Regions from separate parts of the Mus musculus genome. Here region 2 is linked to region 1. A link is a loop called in an ENCODE intact Hi-C map of the cell type or tissue named here. Cell type or tissue: left cerebral cortex. All regions are shown on one strand. Each heading gives the region's core, and the rest is flanking DNA. Links, peaks and the distances in the headings are about the cores only.

Region 1 (10,997 bases), core at 4,286-6,785:
CATACATATATGATAGAACATATATGATAGAACATACATATATGATGGAGCATGCATAGATGATGGAGCATACATAGATGATGGAGCATGCATAGATGATGGAGCATGCATAGATGATGGAGCAAACACATGATGGAGCATATATATATAATGGAGCATACATATATGATGGAGCATACATATGATGGAGTATAGATGATGGAGCATACATATATGAAGGAGCATGCATAGATGATAGAGCATACACTTGGTATTTTTTGTTGTTGCTTCATTTTTTAAAATATTTTTTATTATTACGTATTTTCCTCAATTACATTTAGAATGCTATCCCAAAAGTCCTCCATACCCCCCCCCCACTTCCCTACCCACCCATTCCCATTTTTTTTGGCCCTGGCATTCCCCTGTACTGGGGCATATAAAGTTTGCGTGTCCAATGGGCCTCTCTTTCCAGTGATGGCCAACTAGGCCATCTTTTGATACATATGCAGCTAGAGTCAAGAGCTCCGGAGTACTGGTTAGTTCATAATGTTGTTGCACCTACAGGGTTGCAGATCTCTTTAGCTCCTTGGATACTTTCTCTAGCTCCTCCATTGGGTGCGCTGTGCTCCATCCAATAGCTGACTGTGAGCATCTACTTATGTGTTTGCTAGGCCCCGGCCTAGTCTCACAAGAGACATCTATATCAGGGTCCTTTCAGCAAAATTGTTGTTGCTTCATATGTGTATGTATGTGGCGTATATGGGCATATTCGTGTGGGCATGTGGACATATTCATGCACATGCATGAAGAGCCAGAAGTTGGTGCCCAGTGTCTTCCTCTATCACTCTGCACAGTTTTGGTTCTGTAACAAAGCTCATCAGTTCAGCTAGAACGGCATCCACCCCAGGCATCTCCCTTCCCCTGCTTCCTCCTCAGCCTCCATGCTGGGATCACAAATCTACACAGTCCTAATAGTGCCACTCCCTGAGCCAAACATATACAAACCATCACAGTCACCTTAGGTGCAGGCAGCTCAGCATCTCGGGGGCTGATTCTGGGACTGGACTTACTAGAGCTGCCTTTAATCCTGGGTCTCACACAACTATCTACAAACACACACAGCGTTTGGAGCAACCATCCCAGTTCCAGCTCTGTGGACAGAGATGACTCCGGTCCACAGTGTCCCCCTCCCTCTGGGAATGGCCAGCCATGGAGAATAACAGGAGAGAGGAGAGAGAGAGATGGTGGGGCCATCCTCCATACCAATGGCTGACTATGCTGCAGGCACCTTGCTGGGCTTTGGGTTTTTATGGCTGGTCCTAAGCTCAGGCATTAGAAATGTCAATCAGCTGTGTTCTTCACTTTGATTGTCATTGAAACTGCCAGAGGAGATCACAGGACCCTACCTGCCTCCTCCAGTCTTCCAGGTCAACCAAATGTTCAACCTGCTAGAGTCTCAAAGCTCAGACCACTGACCTGGCTACTGTCCTTCCTAGCTTTCACTTCTTCCAAGTTAGGGAGTTTGTGAGCGGGCAAGTTTAGCCTTATCTAGACCTCTCTACGGGTTGCCGTCAACAACAGGGACTCTGTTTCTGAGTCACATGGAACAGCTGACAGCTTGGTGCATCAACCCTTTTTCCTGTTAGGGGGCGCTTTGGAGATTCCCTTAGCCTGAGTTCCTGAGAGGCAGGCCCACCCTAGAGCACCTACCAGAAAATACCTGGGTTCTGTTCACAGATAAAGGTGTACCTCCCACCAGAGCAGCTTTCCAAAGGCTTTCTGGCCACAGCCTATGACATGACTCTTCTCTTAGAGTTACATTTCTACTGGCAAAGCCTAACAACAACAATGACTTCTGACCTTCTAAAATCGGCAGCAGAGAAAATGAACTGGAGCAGTAATGGGGGTGGGAAGCACTCCACAAAGACATTCTGTACCATTCACAACTTCTGTTTGTTGTTGGCTGGGTTCTTTTCCCCCCTTCTTCCCCTTTCCAAGTGTGTGTGTGTGTGTGTGTGTGTGTGTGTGTGTGTGTGTGTGTTTTCAAATGGCAGAAAATATTTTCCAGCTACACTGTGCTGGCATTGCCAAGCTCATGCTGATGCCAAGGTTATAAAAAGCAGCTGTGGAGAGACTTCACAGAAGGGCTTGTCCGATCAGCTTCCAAGACACTAACTTTCCTCTAAGAACCCCACCTTCTTCACTACGTACCTGAGGGGGACACATGTGTGGCCATATTACAATAGTTATGTGCAAGATACTTGAGTGGCAGGTCTTTATGATCCCTCAGTCCCCAAATCCTCACACTCAACTGAATGTGATGGCACACGCCTGTAATCCCAGCACTCAGGAGGTGAAGGCAGAAGGATCAAGAATTCAAGACTATGGCCATCTACAGACAGAGCAAGTTCAAAGTCAGCCTAGGATATGTGAAATACTCTCTCAAAGGTTCAAAAGTTTCTCCCTGCACCAAAAGAATCTCTCTCTCTCCCTCTCTCCCCCTCCCCTCCCCCCCCCTCTCAGACACACACACACACACACACACACACACACACACACACACACACCAAAAACTGTTCCAAGATTCCTGCTACAGTTGCCAGGAAGGCTCAGAAGGGCAGGATAAGTTTGGGCTGCAATGGTGAGAACACATGGTGGCCCTCATGGGCCAGTTCCCCTACCAACACCCCCTCTTCCTCCCTCCTCTGCATGTGAGTGTGTGTGGAAGTGAGTTCATCTGTGTGTGCACATGTGTGTGCATGCATGCATGTGTGTCCGGGCATGCATGTCTGTGTGCATGTGTGTGTGTGTGCATGTGTGAGTACCTGTGTGTGTATGCTTGTATGTGTGTGTGTGCATGTGTGTAGGTGTGTATATGTGTAAGTTCATCTGTGTGTATGTGTGTGTGAGAGTGCATGCATGTGTGTGTGAGTTCATCTGTGTCAGTGTATGCTTATGGGTATAACTTAACTGTGCATGTGTAAGTGTGTTCATCTGTGTATGTGTGTGTGTGTGAGTTAGTTCATCTGTGTGTGAGAGTGTGTGAGCTCATCTGTGTGTGAGTTCATCTGTATGAGTGTGTGTATGTGTGTGTACAAATGAGTTCATCTGTGCATGTGTGTGTGTTTAAGTGTGTTCATCTGTGTGCGTGTGTGGATGGAAGCCAGACACTGACTTTAGAGCCTTTCTCTACTGTGCAACACTTTCTCACTGAACCTAGACATCACTGCTTTGGCTAAACTAGCTGGGCAGAGAGCTCTAAAGCTCTTCTTGTCTTCCATGTCTCAGCCCCAGCTCTGGGGTCACAGGCATGTGACCCAACAAGCCCAGCTTTTTATATGGGTGTGGAAGATCTGTAATCTGTGGAAGATCTGAACTCAGGTCCTTAAGCTAACATAGCAAACACTTTACCTGCTGAGCCATCTCCCCAGTCCCAAGAAGGATGTTCCTTGCATGGAACCATGACTCTCCAGAACCCCCACTCCCCGACCCGGAGACTTCCCCCAGGTCTCTCACTCTCATTCAGTGATCAGCTCCAACTCCATCTTGCCTCATCCTGTCCCTCCCACGCTGTGGGACACCCTACACCTCATTGCTGCTGCTGCTCTGCAGTGAGATCCTACTCCCTCCCTCCCTCAGTTCCAGCCTAGTGAAGACAACAGTAACCCGCACTGTGGCTCTCCTGGGTGACTAATTGGTTAATCCTGGGAAGGCCTTTGAAGCTGAAACACCAGTGTGTTACTCACAGGCTGGAGGCATGAACTTGCCCTAGGCCAGGTCTGAGTCAGCAGAGAGTGGCCTCCCACCTCCATACAGGCTGAGCCAGCCAGCCTAGGTCCTGCTCAAGGTCAAGGCTGTCCTACAGGAGAGCATGGCAATGTAAACCAAGGGAGATAGTGAGGTCTTAGTGGCCTGTGTGGGGTGGCTGTTCTGAGCCTGAGAACTGGGCCCTGTTGAAGATCACATAGCACTCAGTCCTCAGCTCATGCTTCCAAGATAGCACATGCAGCAACCTTGGTCAGGACAATATTTCCTGGTCATCGTTTGGAGAAATATTTTTTCCCACAGCAAATTCCTTAGGAGCCACAGCCTATCTCCTTGCGATCTCCTTAGGTGGGAGGGCAGTGCTGTCAGCCTAAGTCTTGGGAGAAAGATGTGGGCAACTTGTGGATTCCCTCGGCCTTCTCACACGCATCTCTCTTGTGAGGGTGGAGGTGATGGCTGAGACCGGGCCTCACTCTTAAAACCAGGCTGGCCCTTGAACTCACTGTGTAGCCTAAGCTAACCCTTTACAATTCATTTGCCTCAGCCTCCTAGCATGCCTGGCCATCCCATCTGCCTATGGGAGGAAGAAACTAGTCAAGTGTGATGGTAGGTACCTATCATCCCTGCATTCAGAAGGTGGAAGAAGAGAGATCAGGAGTTTAGTGATAGCCTGGGCTACATGAAACCAACCCTGTCTCAGAAAAGAAACAAAAGGCAGGCAAGCAGGCAGGTAGGAAGGGAAGGAGGGAAGGAGGGAGGGAGGGAGGGAGGGAGGGAGGGAGGGAGGGAGGGAGGGAGGGAGGGAGGGAGGGAGGGAGGGAGGGAGGGAGGGAGGCTGGTAGGCCAGTTTACAAACCAGAGGCCAGCCCTTGTGCTGATGCCCTTAACCCTTCCAGCAGGGTTTTGTCACCAGAGCTGGGAGGCAAGAACTGACAGCCTTTAAGATGCAACCCAGTGTCAGATTCCCCAACAATGGAGCAGCAGGTCCCCACACCCTGCCCCCCCACCCTCCTGTAGTGACCCCCATATGATCTGGCCCCCCAACCTCTGCCTTTCCTCTGCCCTCTCTGCCATTTCCTTCTTCCAGAAAACAACCTCCCTGGCCAGAAGGATTTCAGGCACTTCTGCTTTTGTTCTAAAGCCACCAGCTCTTATAATATTTTCTGCTCCTCTTCCCAGGGACTCTGAAACACACAGATGACAACACTTTAAAAACAAAGAGCCGAAGGCGGTGGCACATGTGTATCGCCCCAGCACTTGGGCGGCAGAGACAGGCGGATCTCTGCGAGTTCAAAGTCAGCCTGGTCTACAGAGTTAGATCGGGTCTCAAAAAAAAAAAAAAATTACATTAAAATTAAAACACAAAAATCTGAAGTAAAACCAGGAGGGACTGCTGTCAGCTTGGGGCAGGAAAGGGGAGAGCGGAGAGCTTGTGAGTGGAGGCCTGGATCTGGCCAAGGGGCAGGGCACAGCGGTAGACTGAGCAGAGAGCTTTCTGTTTGGCTTGGGTGGCTGCAGAGGTAGAAGTGGCCACTGGGAGAGAGCTGCTAAGATTTGCAAGACAAGAGCCTCTTTTCTCAATTCTCACACTGCCATCAAGTGGCCCAGTGAGCCAGTGCAGGATGTCTGTGCCAGCCTGAGCTACCTGGAGAGAAAAAAGGGTTGGGACTTTACCTAGGGACTCAGAAGCACCCCCAGCCTAGAGCTCTGAACTGTTCGGTAAATGCCAATCCCTGGCAATATAATCAGAGATGTATACATCCGGGCATGTGCACAGTGTCTAATCAATTCCATGCATTCAGGCAAGCAAACTCACAAGTGCTTGCTGGGAACATCAGCACACAAGGAGACATCTCTGTAAGAATCAGTACAAAAGCCACCGTCTCAGCTGGGCATGAGACAACACACCTATGATCCGAGTACAAAGAGGAATCTCTTCCTTTACTTTTATGTCATGGGTATTTTTTGAGTATGTATATCTGTGCACCATGACCGTGTACTCCTACTGCTCATGATGATAGGGAGAAGGCATCAGATCCCCTGAAACTGGAGTAACAGACAAGTGTGAGCTGTTGTATAGGTGCTGGAAATGGTTTCAGGTCCTCTGGAAAGGCAGCCAGCCCTTTCAAGTGCTGAGCCATCTCTCTGGTCCCATAGGTAGGAAGATGTTGGTCACAAGTTCAAGGCCAGCCTGAACCAGGTAACTCTGTCTCAAACTGAAAGGAATGGGATGAGATGATATCTCAGTGGGTGAATTCCTTGCTGCGCAAGCACGAGTTCAGGTCCCCAGAACCCATTTTGAGAAAGTGGGGGTGGGAGAGCATGGCATGGTGTTATGTGAACATCCTGGTGCTAAGGAGGCAGAGGACAAGAGGGGCTCCTGGGATGCCAGTGTAGCTGAACAGTGAGCTCCAGGCTTGGTGATATTCTAGAAAAATAAGGTGAAGAGGAACAGAAGACACTCAACATGGATCTCTGGCCTTCATATATACAAGGACACACATGCATGTACACAAGCACACCTGCACACAATACACACACACCACAGAAGACTTAGAACTCAGCAGTCCTATGTTTAGGTAACTGAGAGAGGAATGAGGAGGGAGGGGATGCCTAACGGTTCAAGTCCTGACGCTCTTGTATCTCTGAGGAGGTGGCCTCGCCTGAGGAAACAGGAAGCAGGGCAAGATCCAGGAGATCCAAAGTCAGCTCTGAGGCCTAAATATGCGACCCGGTAGGGCAGGACTTCAAGCCTCATTCCCTATGGTGGCCAGCTTTGATTGTCAACTTGGAACAACCTAGAATCATCTGGAAGGAGTCTCAGTGGGGGACTGTGTGCGTCGGGTTGTCCTGTTTGTGGGACATTGTCTTAATCTATGCAGGAAGACCCAGCCCACTGTGGGCGACACCATTCCTAGGCAGAGGTTCCTAAACTGTATACTAATAGAGAAACCTAGCAGGAACAAACAAGAAAGCAAGAATATATACATTTATTTCTCTCCATTCTTGACTGTGGGTGATATATGACTGGCTGTGTGAAGTTCTGGCGTTGATTTCTTACCAATGATGGGCTGTTACTTGGGGTCTGAAAACTAAATAAACCCTTTCTCCTCACTGCAACAGAAATGGCACCAGGATACTTCCTTTCCCACACACCTCTGTTCACCTCACATTTGCCTTTTTTGAACATTGGGTAGCATAACCACGTTTGGAGTGGGTTCCTACGGTCCCATGCTTTAGACACACTCCTGCCAGGCCTGCAGAGTCACTGTCATCAAGTCATGTAACTCAAGACCTGGGTCACTGTTGGCTGGACAGAAAGTGGATGAATGTCCTATAGAAAGAAGGCCATTCAAATCTCCCTCCTACAAAACAGAACTGTGTCAAATTTGGAGACAGTCAGTCTCTGCTAGGGTCTAAAGCTGTACATGTTAGCCAAGGACTGAGGAAGCAGAGAGGCAGCCAGCTGCTGCTGTTCACACCCATTCAGTCTCCCAGCACTCACCCCTGGCACCTCTTCCCTGTGACTTGTTCACAAGAGCCTCTTCTCTTGTTATAGTTTGATTTTTTTTTTCACAGTGGAGATCAGTCAGGGTCTTGTGCATGTTTAGCAAGTGCTCTACTACTGAGTTACATCTCTAGCACGAACTTGCGAGTGTGTGTGTGCGTGTGCATGTGCATGCACGTGTGCTGTGTGTGTCTGTGGTGTGCATGTGTGTGTGGTATGCATTGGCGTGTGTATGTGGTGTGCATGTGTGTATGTCGTGCTTATGTGTGTGTTGTGCATGTATGTTGTACATGTGTGTTTGTATGTGCATTCATGTGCACAGGTGTATATGTGTGTTTGTGTGCTTGCATGTGCAGGCCGGTAGACCACCTCAGTTTGTCCTGCAAACACTTTGTTCATTTGACAAAGTCTCCCGCTGCCCTGGAGCTACAGGGTACTACATAGTGTGGCCGGCCAGCCTCTGAGACTTTACCTTTCCAGCTTTGGGGAGGGTGAAGGGTTGAACTCAGGTCCTCATGCTTGAAAGACAAACATTTTAGCAACTGAGCTATCTCCACAGCCAGTCTCAGCCCTTGAGATGAGGCCTCACCAGGTTTCCCAGGTTGGTCTTTGAACTTGCGAATCCTTCTGCCTCGGCCTCTGAAGCAGCTGAGATACTGGCCTGAACCACCACACCCAGCTTCCAAGAATGAGTACCTCTGTTAAAAACTTCAAAACACTAGGCAAGCCAGGTGTAGTGGTATGTATGTATGCCTTTAATCTAAGCTTGACAGGGAGAGGCTGACAGATCTCCCTGTGTTCAAGGTCAGCCTGGTCTACACAGTGAGTTCCAGACCAGTCAGAGAGATACAAAATGGGACCTTGTCTCAAACTAACAAACAATACATTGGATAGATTGCCCTAAAGATTTTCCCAGTTCTAAGGCATAACATCTATCTGGCCCAGTGCAGCACACCTCATTTCCTGAGGCCACAGCCTATTTCCAAAAACATAGGGTACTTTCTAAAAAGACTGCAAGCTTATGAATTACAATGCTCAACATACAGCAGCATGAAAAGACTCAGCAAATATTGACACTGTTAGCTCTACCTTTTCAAACATTCTTTACAAACCATTCATTGTTCTCTGGGATGTCAGATTTAATCTGAAAAGCATTTTATAGTTTGTTTCTACCCGTACTACCCCTGCTGACTACAGCAATGGTTTTCATTGAATTCATTTGTTTGCACAAGGTGAACGAGGCTGGACAAAACCCTATCACAGAAGTGGGGATTCTAGGATGCTAACAGTTGCCGGGGTGGTGCTATAGCCACTAGTGAGGTTTTCACACTCCTGTAAATTGCCCCCTGATGACATACTGGGACACACAGAGACCATGGTAGTAGAAGGGGCTAGCTGAGGAGAGGGATGGGGCCAGGAGTCATAGGGGGACAAGACAGGGTGATGGGGCATGAATTTGATGTACTATGTATGTGTAGTAAAACGTCATAATATAACCTGCCATTATGAACAATTAATATATGCTAATAAAACATTAAACACGTGTCTGTCCTAAACTTTCCACCCAGGGACTTAGAGGTCTGTAAATGAGGGGCCGTGAGATGGCTCAGTGAGTGGGTAAAGGCAGCGGCTGCTAAAACTGATGGCCTAAGTTTTATGTCCGGAACCCAGAGTAGGAGAGAACTGACTCCAGAAAGCTGCCCTTTGACCTCCACACTTGTGCTATGGCATTTGCCCCTCCCCATCATGTACAAACCGGTAACATAAGTTTTTAACTGTAAATGGCTCATTAGTCTGTCCATTTATCTCATTTTCCCTCATCTCTGTGTTTACTCATGCATGTAGTGTTTGTGTGCATATATGTATGCGTATGTGTGTGTATGTGTGTGTGTGTGTGTATGTGAGTGTATGTGTGTGTATGTGTATGTGTGTGTATGTGTGTGTATGTGTGTGTATGTGTGTGTATGTATGTGTATGTGTGTGTATTTTGCTATATACCCAGGGCTGGCCCAAGACTAGACATGAGTGATTAAGCCTGGCTTCAATCTCTCTCCTCAGATGCTCAAGACTTAACAAAGAAATGGATAGTCCTGCCTGGTCTTGCTGGTGCTTTTGGGGAGCCGGAGAAAGGGAACTGGCCAGAAGCCACTGCTCCTACTAGGTCAGGGGTCACAGAGGATCACCAGGCATTGTCTCAGGTAGTTTCTGACACAACAGTAGTGGTCTCCATTAGCAAAAGGCATATCTATGCAACAGCAGAGAATTTATTTGAAAAGTGTGGTTTTTTTAAAAATTAGACTCAAAATAACTATCTTGTTTAGCTTTTTACTTTATTTTTATTGTTTCGAGACAAGGTCTCACTATGTAGCCCTGGCTGACCTGGAACAGTAGATCAAATTGTCCTTGAACTCACAGAGATCTCCTGCCTCTGCTGGAATTAAAGTCATGTGCTACCATGTCCACCTTATTATACCTAACTTCTGTGCACGTGTGTGGTATGTAAATGTATGTCTGTACGTGCACATATATGCAGATGCACAAGGAAGCTGGAGAGCCACCTCAGGTGTCATTCCTTGGGTGCTGTCTTCCCCTTGAGACTTCTCAGTGGCCTGGGACCTCTGAAATAGGCTAGGCTGGCTGGCCGGTGAGCACTTTTCCAACCAATCCCTCTCCCCAGCCTCAGGACTGTCTCTGGCATGGTGTGGAAAGGGGCTTCTGTAATAGCCAGCAGCAGCACTTGGCTCACCCAGTCTGCTGAAATGTTCTTTCTGGAAATAAAAGAATCTGCCAAGACCAAGAGCCCTAGATGACTGCTACACACAGGCCTGAGGTGCTACAGCCTGGGCCATCCAGTCACATCACTCATGGTACTGGGCTGGCAACTCCAAGCATCCACGGTGAAGCTTTGGTAGATCTATCCTTACCAGAATTATCTTTTGCTAGTTTCTCTTCCCACCATTTTCTTGCCATTAACATTTCGTGCCAGACTTTATGGTACATGCCTTCAACCTTAGCTCAACAGGAAGCAGAATTGGGACGCTTGAGAGTGAGGCTTTTGTGGGCTTCAGCATAAGCTCAAGGCTAGCCTAGTCTACATAGCAAGATCCTATCTCAAGTAAGTAAATAAAAGTAGCCAGGCATGGTGGCAAATGCCTTTAATCTTAGGAATGTTGTTCAGTGCTAGAGTGCTTTCCTAGGATACATGGGGCTCTGGATTCAATTCCCTGTACCATGGGGTGGTGTGTGTGTGTGTATATATGTATTCATATATGTGTGTGTGCATATATGTATGCATGTGTGCAAACATGTATACTTGTGTGCATACATGTGTGTATGTATGCATGTGTGCTTGAATGCATGTGTTCGCATGTGTATATGTGTGCATGTGTGTATATATTTATGTGTGCATATGTGCATGCATGTGTATGTGCATGTATTCATATATATATACGTGTGTGTGTGTGTGTGTACATGTGGTATAATTTGGTTAGGTAGTGAGAGTGATGGTGATTCCATGTTTCATTTCATGTCTTTGTGAGGCTAAATAAAATTTGGTAACTAGCCGGGCGGTGATGGTGCACGCCTTTAATCCCAGTGCTTGGGAGGCAGAGGCAGGCGGATTTCTGAGTTCGAGGACAGCCTGGTCTATAGAATGAGTTCCAGGACAGCCAGGGCTACACAGAGAAACCCTGTCTCAAAAAACAAACAAACAAACAAAAAAATTGGTAACTATACCTCAACTGTT
Region 2 (10,997 bases), core at 4,947-7,446, 160 kb before region 1:
AGACACTGAGTGCATTCGGCTTGCCTGTGAAATAATTGTGACAGAAAGGAATCAATTATGGCCCATCTGTAGTTCATTAATATGATCTGTTGAAAAAGAGGCCAAATTCACCAAGTCTAAAAATAGGACCGATGCAAGTCTGGCCCAAAGCACATTAGGCAATAAAAAGATCCCTACATCTGCAGGAATGAGAGCCCCGGGACACTTCCTTGTTCTTTACTCCTTATCCACAGAGGTAACTGGAAATGGATACATTTTATTTTCTTTCCAGAAAAAAACAGAGAGAAAAACATTCCGTAAGGATCATTGTGGTCAAAAATATCATCCCATGTTCAGGAAGGCTCAGCTCAGAGACAGAGTTCACTTACTCCTGACAGAAATCTTACACATTCCCGAGACTGCTAGTATTTCTGCTTAAATCACACGCACAGAGAAATAGAAGGTTCCAGGGCAGCAATTCTCAAAGTGGGACAAAGCACTGGCTTTAGGAGGTCCATCGATAGGAGCCTGCTCTTGGGGAGGGTTTCACAGTTGTAATGAGTATCAAAATAATCTAAGTCACGGGCCCTTCTGTTCCTCTCCCCTCCCCCTCCCCCTCCCCCTCCCCCTCCCCCTCTAGAGTCTTTGGAGTAAACTTCTACTTAAACTGTCTGTGTCTTGCTCACTGATCTATTGCTGTGAGGAGACACCATGACCAAGACAATTCTTATAAAGGCAAGCATTTAATTAGAGGCTTGCTTAGCATTTCAGAGAGCTGGTACACCCCCCAGTGACACTCTTTCTCCAACAAGACCACCCCACTAAATCCTTTCAAATATTGCCACTCCCAGATGACTAAGCATTTAAACATATGATCCTATGGCATACCATTCTTATTCAAACCACCACAACCAAATTATTTCTTTCAAGGAGACAGGAGAGTCACCCCCACACACACCCAAAAATATCGCTCTCTGACCAAATCTTCTTCATGTTGCACAAGCCATTGGTTTGTGCTGTGCTGAGAACCTAGACTGGAATGAACTGAGCCCTGAACCGTGTCTTTGAAGGGAAACCAAGTATCTCTGGTGCTCTGTTCTTCCGGGGAGTTGAGGCTGCAGGCACAGGATGGGGGTGTTTGACCCCTTGATTCCTCTGTGGACTTACTCTTCATAACACATGCTTTGGGACCAGGCTCATCTACTTCTGGGAACCACAGCAGAGGTATAATGGGAAGCTAGTGGGCTCTTCCTATGGGTCTGTGGTTTGGAAGTATCTGTGATAGGATGGAAGCAGGTTTAGGGAACACACACATTTAGCTCTCAAAAAAAAAAGAGAAATTTGATACCTTGGCAACAATCCCTAAACATCTCTTCTCTGAGGAGAAAGACTACAGCCATCTCCATCGTGGGTTTCTGCTTGACTGTTAAAAATACTAAATTAGACCAGACACCAAAATAGTGGAAAAGAAAAATAACATTTCAGTGTGATTTGCTTTTGTGCAAAGTAGAAGCATTTATATAGCTTGTGTCTAAGCACAGAATATTTCTGGAAAGATTTGCCCAGACTGTTCACAACGGTTACTTATCCAAGCAACAAGTAAAGAAGAGGGCGGGAAAGTGGCTTCTGAGTCCCATTCTGTTGCTGTCTGTGTGTTGGCCATTTTTACAATGACCTGCATTGCTTTTTTAATAGAAGATATTTTGAACAATGGCAAACAATGAGGGCAACATTTAAAAGCTTCTGCCAGTGCCCTAGCAAGACTGAGCCTATGAGACACATGTCTGAGTGAGCTATTCATTTGCATATACATAATCATCAGAATAGATAATACATATCACACTGTAATCACAATGAAATAGGCTTGCATTAGCATAATAATCAAAACACAGAATGCATATTGCATAATGGTCATTAGGAGGCCTGTTCAGGCAGAAGCGAGGCATGGGCATAGAACTGAAAGCAGTTGGGGTGGGGATGTACTCCCTGCCTCCAGATGGTGAGAGAGCCCTTCTCTCTGGCACTGGTCACAGCCTTGAATGTAACATCTATAGCACTGACTGTGGCCCAGCAAAACCTCTATGAATCAGTGCTGGTGCTTCCAGTAACCTTCAGAAGCAGACTCCGTTGTCCTGTATCTGACAGATGCAGAGACTGAGGCTATGGAAGTTCATGCTATTATCATGGCAGAGGAGGCTAACTGCCCAGCCACACCAGCATGGTACTTTCCATAGTGCAAGATTGGCATGAGGGTATGTCTCCCCCATCATTCCAGAATACGGTAAGTATCATCTTCATCAAGTTCTGCCTCTAGACAGAGGTCTAAAAGGGTATAGGGCATACAGAATAACAATATAGGAGGAGCTTGGGTTCTTCAGCCATCCACCTCCCTTAGAAAAGGCATATATACGGGGCCATGGGTATGTTTTAAGCAGCTTCTTTGTAACTGGTACTAGTTTCCTTAAACAATGCAATAGATACAATGTTGCACCAGGATTTATTGTTTTAAGGGCTGAAATGTACCACTGGGACACCGGGGCCATTACAGCTGTGTCATGGGAAACTCATATCTTCAAACCACACCATGGATCTATTGTTTACTTATGGCCCCATCCAGCGATCAGCTCTGTGTTCAACCCTGGATGGAAGCCAAGTGAAGAAACAAACAAACAAAACCTTGGCACAGATGGCACCTGCCCACTGTGCAGATCTCCTCAGACATGATTCTATTTATAAGCTGAAGGTGAGGTGTGCTCCCAGACAATCTGTCATAGACAGCAGCAGTCACTGGGAGTGTCATCGGGCGTCTCTGGGCCATGGAGAACCCTGGGTGCCCCGGTTTCTCCTACAGTCCTCCTTCACCACCCAACTGGGCAACAGTTAGGCCCGGGCTCACCTTAACCCAACATAAACACAAACCCCACTGTACTTCACCCAAACGACTCCCGTGCATTTTTAGCTTACTGGCAGCATCCTGCCTGCTTGGCATGGAGGCTGAGGTGAGGTAAGCTCTAACCCTTAGGGATGCATGCTCCACGGCCCTGCTCTAGCTGTGCTGACACCAGTGAGGGATGTGAGGAGAATCTTGATGACTCAAGAAGGTGACTGTCTGTAAACAGGATCAGTAGACGGCCAGCCAGGGACCAGGCCTGTGAAAAACGCCATTAGATGTATTTCACATAGATGCCCTACACATCTTCCCGTGTTTCATACCCATGACCCTATCAGATGGATAGATCATATCTGATATGTGAAATGAGCTAACCCAATGTACTGTGATCCATCTTAATCCTCTGTGGGTGCAAGTTCACTGTGAGGCTGAGGAGATGACTCAAAAGATGAAGAACTTGCTGTAGAAGCATGAAGACCAGAAATCCTGTCCTCAGCATCCACATAAGCACAGGGGTGTGGCCTCCCACCTGGAAAGGCAAACACAGGAGCCCAGTGTTAACCTCTGCTCTCCATATGCACACACATACATACATACAGAGAGAGAGAGAGAGAGATATGATGATGAATCTACTGTGAGTGTTGGCTCCATATGAGCAGATGTGGGGTCTATGTTTGTTTGTCTAGCTGACCCAAGACCCCTGTATCATCCTAAAACTTTGTAGTGTTTGGAAATCTCTGTTATCAAGGAAGGGCCAAGAAGAAGTGGAAAGCCATCATCTTACACATTAGGGACCTGGAAGAGCGAAGCTCATGGAGAAAGCAGAAGGGCACTTGCCAGGAGCAAGGAGGAAGAACAGGGGAACTTTTTTTTTCAACCATAGGCACAGTCTTTGGGTAATTTGATCAGGCACAGACTCTGAGAATGAAAATATTTATTTGGGTAAACCTGCGATACTCAGAGTGAGAATTCAAGCATATTAGATGACATTTGGGCTACTCTGGGAGGAAGCATCTTTGGGCTTTCTATCAATCCCTGATCAGCTGATCTTCTGAGTATCCTAAGGCCCTCTCTAAGGAGTAACATGTACTAGTGGTAGGTGCCGCATCCGTGGGAGGCCCCCAAAGTTTCGGCAAGAACCATGCCATCTCCCACTTGCTGGCGTTGGTAAAGACAGCATGACTGGCAAGTGTCAAAATACAGAAGTGAGCCTGATCCCCTGGGGTAAATGAGGAACTGGCTGGTTGGTGCCAAGCATGGGCCGTTAGAGGATGAAGACCATGCACTCATGTGGTAAGCCTAAAGAGAGGCCTTTGTTGATATGTTTTCCATGACCAAATTCCTACACAGGAGGGTGTTACACAGAGGCCTCCAGCAGCAGGGCTTCAGCAAAGCTCTGTCAGTTTGTAGAGAAATACCTGCAGAAGAGAACCAGTGAACTCGGGACTCAGGGAGTAAGGAATCAAGTAATTGTCTCCTTCTGGTTGCAATCTCGTGCTACATGCATTCTTAAGACAACGTGAGGCACACTAAGGACTGCAGAGGAAAGGTTTTCAGTAATGGTATTTTGAGACAAAACAATAAGTTAAATTTGCTCAGGGAAAAAGAAGATGGAAGTGGGGGTCTCAGGGAAGTGGGGTCTTGGTTAAGTGCAATGAGTAGCTTCATTAGCGGCTGAGTTCAGTTCCCAAACTGACTTAGTTCCATTCATTTGTTCAAAGCTATTGGCATGCTAATTCCTCTGTCAACTGTTTACAGATGCTTGCCCTTGGCCCTGGACTCTCTTCCTGGTCCTGGGGATAAAACAAGGAACACACAGTACTCATGCAGCTTACACTCTGAGGAGACGGGAATGAACCCAAGTCACAGAGCTCCCGAGCTCACATCCAAGCGTAAAATGCTGGTTTGCTAAACCACACAGGCTGTAGTCTACACCTTAAAGCTCAGAAAGACTGTCGGAGCCCTCCTTCTGACTTTATCCCAGAAAAAAATCAGCCAAGGCATTTTAGCTCCCAACCCGGGGCAGATGTCACATCCAGCAGGAGACTTGAAAGCTACAGATGCGTTGACCTTTGTGGGTGAGAAGCTGGGTAGCCCTGAAGAAGGATTTTTGCCAGCTGAGGTCTGTCACATGTCTGGAGGAGATTCCTTGAGCTTGGGCTTCTTGAAACGCAGGACTTCAGGAAGACAGGGCCCTGTGGGTATCAATATAAGTAGTCCATGCTTTCCACAGTCCCCATAGTTAATCCCATCTGTGAGACCCCCTCATTCCATCTTATTGCCCTATACCACAGAAGCAGGGGAGGGTCCTCAAGGAACAGCATCTACTATCATGATCACAATTGCTTAATATCACAGAACCATGGTAGAACCTTCTAAGACAGACTCCAAAAAGGTTGCACTATTGCCAAACTGAAAACTAAGAGTCAACCAGGTTTTCCTGGGCCAAGTCAAGTGGTGAATGTGTCCAAAGCATGCAAGGATCAGGGCTGTAAAAATACCCTATTCCTCACCAGTTCTGGGGAAGCAGAACTAGATGCTCAGGGCATATTGGCCAGCCAGTCTAGCCAATTGGTAAGCCCCAGTTCAGTGGGAGATGCTGTCTTTGATGATGATGATGACGATGATGATGACGACGATGACGACGACGATGATGACGATGATGATGACGGTAAGATAATGTGGAAAGTGATAGAAGAAAATGCTCAGATACTCAGTCTGAACCTCTGACCTCTACACACACACTCATTGGTAAGTGTATACACACACACACATTCACACACACATACACTCACACAGAAACACATACATACACATATACACTCATACACAGATGCACATACACTCACACACACTCACACACATATATATAGTCACATACACATAAATACATATGCACCCACACACAAACACATACACACACATACACTCACACACACACATACACTCACACAGAAACACATACATACACATATACACTCATACACAAATGCACATACACTCACACACACTCACACACATATACATAGTCACATACACATAAATACATATGCACCCACACACAAACATACACACACATACACTCACACACACACATACACTCACACACATACACTCACAACAAACATACATACACATACCCTCTCTCACACACATACACATACATACACTCACACACAAACATACATGCTCTCTCACACACTCACACACATACACATTCACACACACACACACACACACACACACACACACACACACTTTCACTTCACTTTCCCAAGAGTAAGGGATGAGAAAAACCCACTGCAGATGGACCGCTTTCAATCCTGTCTGTGTGCTTAGATATCCCCCATCTGGCCTACAGAAGTAGTCCACATGAGGAGGCTGCTGTCCCTGGAGAGGAACAGGAACCATCTATAGTGGTTACAGCTCTAACGTCCTTTTCCTGGGTACCTCCTTCCTGCAGGGTGAGGCAGGAAGTGGCCACCAGCTGCCTTCCCTGCCAACTCAGCTGTGTGGCCTGCAGTCAGATGTCCTCACATCTCCGCTGGTCCTTTGGGTGAAGGTGTTCTCCTTTCCTGGTAAAGCGATATTTAAGGGGCAGGAAACTCAAGTGCAGAAGAGAGGCCTGCGGCGTGGTTGGAGGCAGAGCGAGGGCCAGGACAGGGAAGTGAAATGTCCTCTCCTTCTGTTTTCTTGTCATTGCTGAGCAACACTCTCTGTGTCCACAAACCTCTAAGTGTTTGCTTTTATAACATCTCACATTCTGTGCTAAATTTGTCTAGCCACTGTGCTCCAGCCATTTTTAGCAAAGGTACATTGGCTGTTTTCTTTGCAGAATAAAACCCAAGTTTCATCTACATAAAAGCTGCACACAGAAAGAGGTGACATTTCCTGATCAGCCCTACAGGCCTGCCATGAGCTCAGACAGGGCTCCTGGCTGACTTCCTAAAACGTCTCAGGAGCTAGGGATATCTCAAAACACCCAGTCCCAGTGGGATCAGACATTCAGGACGACAGGAACGATCGTTTGTGGAAGTGTCATGGTGGGGGAGAATAGAAACTTCTGGCTATAAAACACCTAGTTGTAGCGCATCCAAATAATAAATGTGGCCCTAAAGGCATGGTGAGCCATTTTTGAAATATTACCCAATTCTGAAATAGTGCCCAAGCCTACAAAACGTGATGAGCAGCTCCCAGCTTGTGCACAGCCCTGGGTTCAACCCTCAACACTACCCCACCCCCAAGTCACCAAATATAGTGTCGGAGACAAAAAAAAAAAATCCATAAAAGGCATCCAGATATCAGAAAGAAGTTGGGAATTGTGGGAAAAATAATTAGAATGTAAGGAGGGTAAAATTATGAGCAAAGGGGACCCAGTCAGTAAAGGGTTGGCCAGACAGCATGAGAACTCGAGTTTGGATCCCAAAGCCACACAAAAGTGAGGTGGGGTCTCTTGTGTAGACGGTAACACCGGTGCTGGGATCAGGGAGGGGTCCAACCTTGGAACTCATTGTCTAATCTGAAATTAAGGACTCCAGAGTGAGTAAGATGCCCTATCTCAAAAAGTCAGGTGGAAAGCAATCAAGGAGTATACCTGACATGGACCCCTGTCCTCTATAAGTCCATACACGTGTGTACAGCCCTGCTCCCCACCCCCCATAATCTTATACCTACACCACACACACACACACACACACACACACACATGCACAAGTTATGAGAAAGGAATTAAACTCATTTCAAAAGACCTGAAATGTTTTTAAAGGGACTATGTATAGCTCCTAGAAGTGAAACATGAACCAACAAAAGCTTCATACATGCAGGTGAAGGGCCTTCACTCCACATAAGGGGGTACAGGACATCTTGGATGATGACCCGGAATGAAGCATAATGAGATCACTGAGATCGAAGGGACCTTAGTATGCTTAACACAGGAGCACGTGAAAGGATGGGGAGGGGTCACTATTTCCAAAGACACTGCCGGAGAGTTTTTCTAAAACAGGGAGTGGGGGAGGGGGGGACGGAAGAAAGAGAAACGTCAAAGAAAAACATGAAAACCTGGACACGCTGTAAGAAAAAGCTGCCAAAGACAAAAATAAAAACAGGCAAGCAGAGAAGAAGGAGAAGGGAAGGGTCGGCAGTTCACTCCACGACAGACTTTTCAATCGCAACAATAGAAGTCAGAAGTCAGTGGAACATCCAGGCTTGCAGAGTGACCTCATTCCCTTCCCAAACTAAAAATAGTGAAGAAACAAATAGAGGCTAAGCCACAGAGCTTGCCTGAGGCTACTCAGTTACAGAGACAGGAAGAGCTGGGCCCATGGGCTGTGATCTAGCTAGTTATTCAGGGCTACTCCTAATCCAAGACTCTGAGGTCAGCAAACTGAGGCTTTAATTTTTGAGCAAGACGTTTCACGGCTGTCCTTTCACTGGGTCTTCCAAATGATGTAGACGGTCCTACATCTAGGGCCTGAGAAGCTGGTAAGATTCAGGAGCAAGTGAGAACGCAGCCTCTGTGCGGTAAACAAAGCAACGGTGCAGAAAAATTAAAGGCAAGTTTATGTAAATATACCTGATGGGCTTTTCTAGCTGAGATTGCTCAGATCATTTGTGCACAGCAAAGGGAGAAAAGACCAAACACCATTAGGGACAATCTCTGGAAGAAGTGACAGTCACCCAGAGCTCACATCTGTTAAACCAGATGTCATGCAAAGTGCTCAAAAGACCTGAGCATTAAAGAGAAGGCAGGGAAATAGGCAGAGTCACCAGGAAGAAAAACATCTTTCTCAGGCATGTCACGCACGCGCGCGTGCACGTACACACACACACAAACATGCACACACAGTAGTTTTGGTGTCACCGTGGTATCTAAATGTTAGCATCCAGCAGGCAGCTAGAAAATCACCCCTGTGGAACTTCTGACAGGACCAGAATCTGGTATCAGGTATTGCAAGGGAAAGCCGCTCAGTGGTGGGGTCTGGAGAGACAGCTCAGAATGTAAATGCTCAGGGGGCAAGCTTGAGAACTTGAGTCCTGATCTCCTGCAGTCAGGTGCAGGGAACACGTGTCTGCTATCCTGGAAGTGGAAGAAAGAGGCAGGAGGATCTCCATGACTCCGTGGCCAGCCAATGGCAAGTTCCAAATGCACTATAATCAAAAGAATCTGCCAACACTGAGAAGATGTCTTAAAAACAAACAGTATTAGTCTGAAGCTATCTGATTTATTATTTTTTTCTAAAGACTAACCTAACCTTAAATGATAAAGGATCCCATCCACTAACATCTTTTCTATTACCCAAACGTATATTGAAAGGGTAGTTCATCGACCCAATCATTGTCTTAATCCAGCAGGCAAAAAAAGAGTGTAGACACAGCAGTAAGTTAGTTGGTTAGGGTGTGAGTACCATTTATAGGACAAACCGTTCTGAGCCGCAGAATAGCCCTGTAGTGTCAAAGCTGAAACAGAGACCTCTCCCTTCCATTTCTGTGATTGTGTGAGAAGTAATGAAAACAGATGATGAGTTAAGGCAAAGTGGGAGAGACAGACAGTCAGTCAGTCAGTCAGACAGACAGGCACTGTGAGAGTCTCCAAGTTACACTTAGTGTCAAGATCCAACCTGCTGGGGCTTTACAAACAGAAAGTGGAGATGTCCCAGTGAATTTAAATGGAACTAAATAAGAATTTTATAAGGAAACTAATTGGAGATGCTGGTAGGAAAAACCCTATGGTGGTGGCAGAAGCTGGCTAACCCAGTCAGCTCCCATCTGGGCCCAGAACCCGTGCTTTGATTCAGTTCACCCCATCTACAAGCTGCTGGAGCTCACGAAGAGGCTGGTCCTGCAAACCCTGAGCTGCAAGATCAGCATGACTGACAATAGCAGTATATCCTAGACAAGTCTTGGCGGCAATGGTCCAGTATTTATGGTGCTTCAGAGACCTTGAGCCAGACCAAGGACTCACTGCAGTGAATGTTTGCATGTGAAGCTGTCTGGAAAAAAAAAAAAAATGCTGTGCGACACACATCAGTTTCCAATGCCACTATGACAAAAGGCTGTTCAATGAAGAGACAGGAAAGAGAGAGGAGCAGGCCAGTGAATGACAGACAGTAATGGAAGGAGAGACACTGGGGGTGGGGTGGGGGAGGGGAGTGATGGGGGGAGGGGGAGAGATGCCTGCCTGGGATCTGGGAACATGGTGTTGCTGAGTAGGGTTGACTGGGTGGGTTGTAGCAGCCTGGATCTTGCACATTTAGCCCTCGAAAAATCTGCCCAGCCATGATTGCCCGGGTTCTGAGCAATGACGGGATGTCAAGATGAAGACTGGACCATTTTTTTGAATTAGACCTCCTCAAAAGACGTCTATGGCTCATGTTGCCCTGGAGGCCACTTTGGTATCCTTAGTCTGCTACCCCAGGCTGTGTTAAAATCCTAGGTTCATGTGGATATCCTTTACTGATATCCCTGGCCTGAGGTGCCACTGAAGGCCAGGATATCCTTGGTCTGGGCCCCTATCTGAGGCCATGCTGTCTGTTGGGTTGTGCTACTGACAGGAGCCATATTGATCTGAGTGGCCTGTGCCTAAAGCCAGGGTGATGTCTAGGTCCCCGTTACCTACAAGGGCCATGTCTGGTTCCCAAGTTCCATTACAGTCTGGGACCGTGGTGATGCCCATGGCTGATATTACAACTTGGGGCTACATGGATGGATGTTCAGGGTCTGTGCTGCCACAGAGAGCCCTGTGTGGGTCTGTTGTCCCACTGCAGCAGAGGGCTGTGTTGATGCACAGCGACTGGAGATCATGCTAAGAGGTCTGTGGCACGTGCTGTCTCCAGAAACCATGTCTAAGTCCATGATCCATGCTCCCGCTGGCTGTGAAGGACAAGGAAGCCACTTTTGCCTTGGTATTAATGACTGCAGACCCACAATTGAGAAAGAGAGACATAGAAGGTTTCTGGCAACCCTTACCCCACCCCATCCACAAAAGTAACAGCCTGGACAGAAAGCCACCAAAGAGGACTCTTAAAATATTTGATAAGGATGCTGAGGTATAGCTAGCCACAGATGATGGCTTCTGGCTGGGGTGTAGACGCAGAAGGACTCAATTTTCTTTAAGGGGCTGGCCACTAGG

Evidence for each region. Peaks named below come from ENCODE experiments on the same cell type or tissue, not always from the same donor. Only the 100,000 strongest peaks of a DNase experiment are listed, where the experiment ranks them.
Region 2: a loop joins it to region 1, with 2.3 times the contacts of the local background. A loop is called at or near these places in 6 of 42 quality-filtered maps.

What each region holds. Positions count from the first base shown.
Region 1 is chr8:126,915,742-126,926,738 of GRCm38, forward strand. No RefSeq gene overlaps it. Among named protein-coding and RNA genes, the nearest start is that of Gm31718, 13 kb to the left of the region's middle. In left cerebral cortex, for the core only: a CTCF peak has its summit at 5,320 (motif pointing left); a DNase peak (open chromatin) is centred at 5,319; H3K27ac peaks cover 380 bases.
Region 2 is chr8:126,751,782-126,762,778 of GRCm38, forward strand. Gm45805 (a long non-coding RNA gene) reads right to left here and starts at 6,572. Exons shown (of 3, transcript XR_003947622.1): 1 at 6,320-6,572; 2 at 5,383-5,472; 3 at 3,792-5,064. In left cerebral cortex, for the core only: a CTCF peak has its summit at 6,232; a DNase peak (open chromatin) is centred at 6,493; H3K27ac peaks cover 1,124 bases.